3 separate regions of the Homo sapiens genome follow, and all the other regions are linked to region 2. The links are chromatin contacts, found by Hi-C or POLR2A ChIA-PET in ENCODE. All regions are on one chromosome and are shown on one strand. The core of a region is the stretch at or near the end of the contact, and the rest is flanking DNA. Distances in the headings are between cores, read along the strand shown.

Region 1 (2,790 bases), core at 133-2,632, 39 kb before region 2:
CTCTGCTGGAGGCTCCATGCCAAGTCCCTTGTGCCCCCATGTGACAGCAGCAAGGGATGCTGGGGCTGAGTGTCCCAGGCCCCCTCCTTCCTGGAGGAGCTGGCCCAGGCAGTCCTTGCTGCTGCTGTAAAAGCTATTTCAACTGGCCTCTGTCTCAGGAAGAGAGAGGGTCAGGCTGGGAGAGGTCTGGTAACACCCTGGGCGCCATTTCTACCCCCACATATCTGGGACACTTCCACTTCACTCGGAGGGCATGGGGGCACAGAGCAGGATTCTTCCAGAAGGCGATGAGGCAGCAGTTCTGCCCAGCCCTGTACACAAGCTGCCTGGTGGCTCAGACTTTGAGGGGGCAGGGAAAAAGCCACTTTCAAGAAATGACTTCAGTTTGCCCCTCCTCCTACGAGTCCATCCCTTCCCTCATTTGGAAGAGTGATTTAAAATTAGATACTAAAATAGCTCAGTGAAGAGCACAGCATTTACTCCATGGCGGGTGCTGTTCCAAGTACTGCACATCTTATAACATCGAATCCTCACGACCACCCTTTGAGGTGGGCACCATTATGACCCCCATTTTACAGAGGAGGAAGCTGAGGCTCAGAGAGGTGCAGTAACTTGCTCAAGGTCACTCAGATTTTAAGTGGTGGAGTTGGGATTCAAACACGAGTAATTGGGCTCTAGAGTACCACCTTATGCCGCATGGTCACCCCGATCCCAACACCTCCCTGTGATGGGGCGGGGGTGCCAAGGCGGAGGGTGTACAGGGAAAGTTTCTGAGCCCTAATGAGTAGCACGGAATCTAGCTGGGGAGACATGCCACACACAGCTGTCAACACATGGCAAGGAACTCTCTCAGAGCACACAGCCACGTTCCTGAGAGAAAGGGTTCCCCAGTCCAGAACAACCCTGAGCTAGGTAGGACTAAGCCAGGAAGGCTTCTCGGAGGAGGTGAGTGACCATGGTCTCCTTGCAGAGACCATAGTGTGAGAAGTTCCAGAGAGAAGGAGGAGGGGGAAGGGCGTTGGAGGCCAGAGCCTAGATTCTGAGGCAGGACCTTGGGGCGGGTGGTTTGCACCCTCCTCCACCCTGCCTGACCCCGCCCACTTGCCCGGGACGCCGGCGCCGCAGGGGCTGTGAGCGGTGGGTGGCCCCGGAGACGGAGCTGTCGAGTCTGTGCCTGACACCTCTTTTCCCTCCACTTTCTTGGTCTCTTTCAGTTGGAGGAGGACAGACTCTCGGGGCACTCCCTCCCGCGGTACAGCCCCCTGCGACGACTGGCGTCCTCCGTGTTCTCCTCCTCCACGCTGGAGACGGAGCATTACCCTCACCCCGGCGGCGGCGGCTCCTCGGGCTCCTCCGGTTCCCTCATTCAGCGCAGCCGCTCGGCTGAGAGCAGCCCTGTGCGGGCGCCCCACCGGCGCCACGCGCCCCTCGCTGCTGGCAACCACAGACTCATGCCCTCGGTGCTCCGCATCTCGCGGTCCCAGCTGCAGCAGGTGTGGGCCCGGTTCACCCACAAGACCTAGGCTGGGCCCCCCCCCTCCTGGAGGGGGCAGGTGGGGGGGGGTGGGGAGCAGGCAGAGGACCATGGTTCCTTCCCAGGACGCAATAATCACACACTCACACATCCCATCCCACCCCATCATGCAATACAGCCCCCCTAGAACGTTGGCCCAAGGTACTGTAATACTCCCACCCCAAGCAGAGTCTCCGTCCCACCTCCCCATCAGCTCCCTTTGTAGGTGCCAGCCAAATGGTGCAGGGAGGGGTGGGGCTGGTGGTACAGTTTCCAGGACAGGGCAGGGGCGCTCAGCTGGAGCCACTGATGGGTCCAGAGTCCAGTGGAAAGAGAGGTGTCAGGGAGATGAGGCCTGCAGGGCCAGAGGCACTCTGGTATGGGCTTTGTTCTGTTTAATTTGTGATCTCTTGGCATGGCTGGGTCTGATCCACCCCGAGGGGCTGGCGGGAGGCCAAGACCCTCCTTGCATGGTGTGTGTGTGTGTGTGTGTGTGTGTGTGTGTGTGTGTGTGTGTCCCTGTGTATGGATGGAGGCCAGGACAGCCAGGTTTGGAATGTGGTGGGGAGTGTTTCAATGCTCAGTGATCGGGGGAGGAGCCCTGTGACCTAGCGAGACTTTCTCAGGCCATCATCATTGAGGACAGAGTTCTCTCCTCACACATCTTACCCCAGGAAGGCTCAGTCCATGGTAGGCTGCCCCTCCCCCAAGACACCTGTGCCATCACTCCCTGGTAGGATTGGGTGTCTGTCCTCGGCTCCTCAGGAACTGAGGATGGATGAGAGGGGCCTGGGATCCACCTCCCAAGGCAGGCTGGAACTGAGCAACGAGGAGACCCAGCTTAGAAGCAGTGGCAGCTAAGGTGGTTGTTAAGGATGACGTGAGAAACCATGTGCTTGTCAGCAAAACCAGTGTCTCAGGACAAATCCCAGGCGGGAGCAGCCCCACCTCTGCCCTTCTCAGAAGGTGACTCCTTCCTGTAGGTGCTCGGTCAGCCCCAAGGGCGGTGGTGAAGACACAGCAGAAGAGAGGCAGGTTGGATAGGGATCTGGACACTTGGGAGTGGGGAAGTGTCAGGATGCCAGCTTGCGCCTGCCTCTTCTGCCCATTTCTCAGCCCCCAACCTTCACTGCAGGGAGCCCAAGTTTCCCTTTATTCATCCTGCCCATGTCAGCCAGCACCTCTGTTCCCCTGGGGAATGCGGTAGTAGTGAAGTGGGTACTAGAAAGGGCCGTGCCTGTATGGGGAGGGGAGGAGGCCCAAAGATTTGCAAAATG
Region 2 (2,700 bases), core at 102-2,601:
GAGAAGACTTTGCCAAGAATGAAGTTGTGAGAATGTGAAGCAGAGGGCTGGATAGGAGACTGCCACCTGGCCCAACCTCCGCTCCAGCTTGGGGAAGGGTCGGGAGGAGGACTGGGAGGAGCTGAGCCCAGCCTTACTTTTCTTGCCTTGGGGGAGGCCAGTCCTTGGCCTGGGAGGGCTGAAGCTGCTGGGGCTGAGAGGAGTGGTGCAGCCAGGGCTGGGAGTGGGGGGATTGTACAAGTAGGAGCCTACACCACCAATGTTCACCCCTGAAGAGAGAATAGGGGAGGTCAGGCTTGAGCCCCCAGCTCCCAGCCACAAGGAGGGTTCTGCTGACCCATGGCCCCTTAAGGCTGGTACTTACCCCTGGGTCCAAAGAGAGCCCCATAGCATGGCTTGTGGCAGTATGGCCTCCCATTGTGCTGGGCACAAGCAGAGGGAAGTGGGTTACTCAAGGCCAGCGGGAGCCATGCCCCACAGGCCTTCACCCCAGACAGGCTGCCAGGTGTGTCTGTCCACTGGCTGAGTCTGGTGGGCCTGGGAGGGGTGGGGGATGGGCTGGCATGCCAGCATTTCCACTGTGGTCAAGGGAGGAAGAGCAAGAGCAGCTCAGAAGGTGACGCTGCTTCCCACTCACCCTGATCCCCAAAACCATGGGATCCACAGTCACGACCCAGGTTCCCAAATTCCTGGCTGGTGTGGGGTCCACCAGGTGGGCGGCCTTGGGGTTGGCTACTGAGGTTCCCTTTGGCAGGCCTCCAGTGCTGAAGTTGGGGGCTGGTGCCTGGGGGGTGGGAGGCAGTGATGTAAACAGGGCAGTGCTCCCTGGCCAGGTCTTACCTCTGCATGCCCGCCAGGGGACAGGATGCTGTGGCAGCGCTCACATTTCAGGCAGAAGCGGTGCCAGTTCTTGCCCAGGGAGCTCACCTTCTCAGCTGTGGAGGACAAAGTGGAACCGAGCTGCGAGGAGCCTGTCCAAGCATAGGGCCCCTCCTTTCCCTCTTCGGCCCTCTAGGGAATTAGGTTGGCCTGCCCTGCTTCCTGGAGATGAGTGTCTCCAGGAGGCCAGCTCCATCCCGCTCCGGTTTCACACTCCCCACAGAGCTCTCAGAGGAAGGGAGAAGACCCGAGTGGGAGCGGGTGGTGCGGAGACTACCAGCCGCTGCAGGTGAAAAGGGTGTCTGGGACTACACTGTGGCTAGCCCTCCGCGTCCTCAGGGAATCCAGCGGCTCCCATTCGCCCCATCTTCTCCCCCTCCGCAGCCCGGGCCTCACCGAAGAAAACAGGTTGCTGGCAACGCGGACAGGTCCAGCTCATAGCTCCGCTCCAGGCAGCGCACGCGGCACACAGTAGGTACGCCGCTGCGGCTCAGTTCCGCCCCCTCCGCAGGCTCCACCCACGGCTCAGCTTTGAGCCTCCCTGGGCGGAATCCGCGGTTCCTCGGCGCTCATTGGTTATCAGAAATTTAGAACCACTCCACTTGGGAGACAAAGGGCTATTTCGCTGTTACTTCAAAGAGCATTAAAGCCTCGGTCAGACCCACGGGGAGGAGAGAGGATCTTGAAGCCGTGGACTCCAGACTAGGAAGGCACATGTGTAACGAAGACACCTGGACAGGGAGCTCTACTAGTTTCTGGAGCGGTAAGGACAGGAAAAATGTCCACAGTGCAGACATCATTAAAACACTACTCTCTCCAAAGCGAGGGAGTAGGCATTCTTTGAAATGCAAAATTCCACCTTGGCAGTATAGCAAGTGGTTGAAAGCAACAAAATCTGGAGCCCGTCTCTGGTACCCTACTCTTTGACTTCAGGCAAATTACTGAACCTCCCTCTCTGCCTCCATTTTCTCATCTGTGCAATGAGTATGATAACAGTCTCTGCCTCATAGGATTGTTATGAGAGTTAAATAGGTTAATACATGTAGAGTGCCCAAACAGCGCCTGGCATGTAAACGCTGTAACAGCTATAGCTATCACTATGATGGATCCCTTAATGAACTCAAGACTCGGTTTGGAAGCCTCAGAACATGGTCTGTATACAATCGTTTACTCCTAAAGCTGTAGGGTGGCTGGACACAGTGGCTGACACCTGTAATCCCAGCACTTTGGGAGGCCAAGGTGGGCGGATCGCCTGAGGTCAGGAGTCCAAGACCAGCCTGGCCATCGAGGCGAAACTGCGTCTCTACTAAAAATACAAAAATTAGCTGGGCGTGGTGGCGCATGCCTGTAATCTCAGCTACTCGGGAGGCTGAGGCAGGAGAATCGCATGAACCGGGAGGTGTGGAGGTTGCAGTGAGCCGAGATCGCACCACTGTACTCCAGCCTGGGGGACAAGAGCGAGACTCCATCTCAAAATAAATAAATAAATAAAAATGAAAACCAACTACACATTTCTAATCTGGTTTGCTTTAAAATTTTTAAATATTTGTGTTTTTAATGAATGTATTTATTTGAGGCAGGGTCTCTGTTGCCCAGGCTGGAATGTAGTGGTGCATCGTAGCTCACTGCAGTCTCCACCTGCCCGGCTCAAGCGATCCTCTCACTTTAGCCTCTGGAGTAGCTGGGACTACAGACACATGCCACCACACCTGGCTAATTTTTGTATTTTTTGTAGAGATGGGGTTTTGCCATGTTGCCCAGGCTGGTCTCGAATTTCTGGGCTCAAGCGATCCACCTGCCTGGGCCTCCCTAAGTGCTGGG
Region 3 (2,757 bases), core at 221-2,720, 62 kb before region 2:
CATTTTCCTGTCCTCCCCAGTTCAGCCCACTTCTGTCCCTCTGGAGTGGCCACAAGGTTGCTGTCTATCTGAAATCCATGTCTTGAGTCCATCACCTGTGTTCACCCCATCTCTTATATCCTGACCTCCCAACCCCATGGCTGTGTCAGTGGGTTCAGCTCACCCTGAGAAAGGTGTATGACTCTCAGCACATCCATCCCCCTCAGTTAACACCACCCTCAAGGGGCTTTAGTGCCTCCCCTCATTTTCTTGATTACCACATCTCCCAGGGCTGATTAGCAGGTCACTTTGGTGTGGGTGTCCCATGGGTCACCCCTTGGGTAGCAGGTCTTCCCTTTTCACTAAGCCTCTGTTGCACAGCTCCATGGACATTTTGTGGCACAGGGACTCCCCTAAGGGGGAGCCAAAGCCCAGGCCTCCCCTACAAGGGAAAGGGTCCCAGTCTGGTATGCCCCCTTGGTCAGCAAGTCTTCCTGGCATCAGTTAGAGTATGTCTCTCTCCCCTCGGCCTGTTCACTGTCATTTTCCTCTTCTTCATTGGTCAACATGTGTGTCCTGTTGCTGATTTTAAACATCTCTAGTTTGTAGTCTGTATCTCCCTTGCACTGGCCTTTATACAATCTTTCCCCTGGTAACTCCTGGAGCATCTGTCCAGTGGGGCCAGGAAGAATGCAGAGCAGGAGTGGAGCTCCTCTCCTCCATATCTGCCAGGTGGTCCTGGGTCCGCAGCCCGCCCTCACAGGCCCTCCTCACTCCCCTAGGTAGATGGCCCCCTCAGGGCAGGCCCGGCGGACACCCCTCCCTCTGGCTGGCGGATGCAGTGCCTAGCGGCCGCCCTTAAGGACGAAACCAACATGAGTGGGGGAGGGGAGCAGGCCGACATCCTGCCGGCCAACTACGTGGTCAAGGATCGCTGGAAGGTGGTGAGTGAGTGACCCGGCGGGACAGAGGGAGGGTAGCGGGGAGGGAGGCGAGGACCTGGAGACTTGTTAAAACCGGTGCCCTCCGCTCCCCTACCCTAAGAGGGAGGTGCCTCTAAGCTCATTTGCATACTGCTTGCATGTCATTATTTTTGCCAACACGTGTGGACAATAGCTTTCTCCCAGTGCCCTCTCTCGAGCCCCGCCCTCTCTCACCCCTCTTCCCGCTAGGTCACGTTGGTCAGGCCAAGCCCGGAACAACTCCTGGTTGGATGTCTGGGCAGGAGCTGCAGAGGCCAGTGTGGCGGAGGAGGAAGAGGGGTGGGGGAGGGAGCTTTTTCTCTGACGGACCTTGGAGAAGGGCAGTGGACGAGCATGTGTCCCTCCGCTTCCGCAGAGGACGGAAAGGCTTGGGTTTGGGGAAAGAGGCCCTGCAGGCTGCTCCCGCCGCACCCGCACTCCATCTTCTCCATCCAGCCTCCTCCCCTCGCCGGGTCCTGCGGCAGGTGCAGCACGGCGAGACTCCATCTCCCGGCGTGCCCTGCTCCTCCAGCCCGGGGCTTCGGGCTGCTCGGCCTGCTGGGAGTTGTAGTCTCAGCCTCCTCGGGAGCCGGGCCTGCCTCGGAGCGGGGGCGTGAGGGCTGGGGGAATGATAGTATTTGGGGAGCGAGACCTACTGTAAATCACCTCCCTTTTTCCGTCACTTAATAGCGCTCTGGTGTCCTCTTATTATTGTGGGGGCAGGATAATGTGGGGCAGACTGTGGGCGGCAGTGTGGGGAAACCCGTGTGTGAGCCTGTGGGACTGCACCGGAGTGGGGAGCCAGGGGGAGGGGAGGGAGAACAACAGAGGTCAGGTACACTCCTGACCTCTGAGTCGTGTGTGTGTGCGTGTGTGCTTGGCGCGTGTGCGCACCCGCGTGCTTTAGTGGGGAGGCTCAGTTCACGGGAGTGCGGGGTTGGAGAGGAGGGTGAGGCCCGGGTGCAGGCGGGTCTCCACGGCAACAGCCACCGGCCGTGCAAGTCCCCTAGAAACCTAGAAAGAGGCAACGGTGGCGACGTTTTCAGAGATGTCTCTGGGACTGGGGGTTGGGAGTGGAAGGGATGAAGAGGAGGAGACTTCTAGGGGTCCCCAAGGGATGAGGAAAGGGGCTGTTTATGTCCCAGAGGGGGACTTCCTGAGAGGGAGAGTACAGAAATCGGGGGAGGAAGAGCCAGGGCAGTAATAAAAGGAACGAGGGTCTGGCGAAGACAGGAGTGTTCCTCTGAAACCTCGGGGCCCCTGGCACCGGAGCTTAGTTTCTGGCGGATTGGAGGCAGAATGACATTTGCACTGAAGTGGTGAGGAAAAGACAGTTTTTACACACATGTTGAGTTTAGGCTGGAACTTTTTTGTGATTTCTGAGGGAAGGAGTAGAAGATGAGTGGGGAGCGAAATGGAGCAGGGAGCTGGGGGGAGGGCAAGCATGGCAACCTCTCCTCACCTCCGACCCCCACCCCTGGAGTGTTAGAGAGGGTGAGGGGCCACATGCTTCCCTTCAGCCTGTTCCAAGTGAGGATGGCACTGAGGTGGGAGGCAGAGCTCAAGAACCAAGGCAAACTGCCCATAGATCTTGGTGGCCAGAAGAAAAAGGGGGTCAGTGGCACTAGATGTGGCATTTAAAAATAAATACGTGGACCAGGCATGGTGGCCCATACCTGTAATCCCAGCACTTTGGGAGGTTGAGGTGGGAGGATCACTTGGGGTCACGAGTTCGAGACCAGGCTGGCCAACACGGTGAAACCTCATCTCTACTAAAAATACAAAAATTAGCCGGGTGTGGCAGTGGGCGCCTGTA

Evidence for each region. A loop is a pair of places that touch in the nucleus more often than their neighbours do. ChIA-PET counts read pairs that join two places held with the same protein, here RNA polymerase II (POLR2A). Pooled maps may share reads with other maps.
Region 1: a map with no recorded cell type shows a loop between it and region 2 (2.4-fold over the local background). The contact joins the enhancer-like site here to the promoter of CRIP3 in region 2. A Hi-C loop is called at or near these places in 6 of 168 maps with a recorded cell type or tissue (B cell, CD8-positive, alpha-beta T cell, HepG2 and 3 more), 9 of 37 single-sample maps with no recorded cell type and 10 of 50 pooled maps. POLR2A ChIA-PET finds 5 or more read pairs at or near these places in 14 of 52 experiments (BJ, GM12878, H1 and 8 more).
Region 3: a pooled map shows a loop between it and region 2 (3-fold over the local background). The contact joins the enhancer-like site here to the promoter of CRIP3 in region 2. A Hi-C loop is called at or near these places in 3 of 50 pooled maps. POLR2A ChIA-PET finds 5 or more read pairs at or near these places in 12 of 52 experiments (A673, H1, HEK293 and 8 more).

Annotation. Positions count from the first base shown.
Region 1 is chr6:43,268,429-43,271,218 of GRCh38, forward strand. The region is part of intron 13 of TTBK1 (tau tubulin kinase 1); the gene reads left to right. Among named protein-coding and RNA genes, the nearest start is that of TTBK1, 26 kb to the left of the region's middle. Within about 2 kb of position 1,383, at least 12 of the 41 ENCODE cell types and tissues checked have a DNase peak (open chromatin) inside an H3K27ac peak, as active enhancers do.
Region 2 is chr6:43,307,475-43,310,174 of GRCh38, forward strand. It overlaps CRIP3 (cysteine rich protein 3), which reads right to left and starts at 1,352. Exons shown (of 8, transcript NM_206922.3): 1 at 1,276-1,352; 2 at 841-935; 3 at 365-422; 4 at 138-269. The coding sequence starts at 1,318. RefSeq lists an enhancer at 12-869.
Region 3 is chr6:43,245,846-43,248,602 of GRCh38, forward strand. TTBK1 (tau tubulin kinase 1) reads left to right here. Exons shown (of 15, transcript NM_032538.3): 2 at 762-923. The coding sequence starts at 816. Among named protein-coding and RNA genes, the nearest start is that of TTBK1, 3.7 kb to the left of the region's middle. Within about 2 kb of position 1,471, at least 17 of the 41 ENCODE cell types and tissues checked have a DNase peak (open chromatin) inside an H3K27ac peak, as active enhancers do.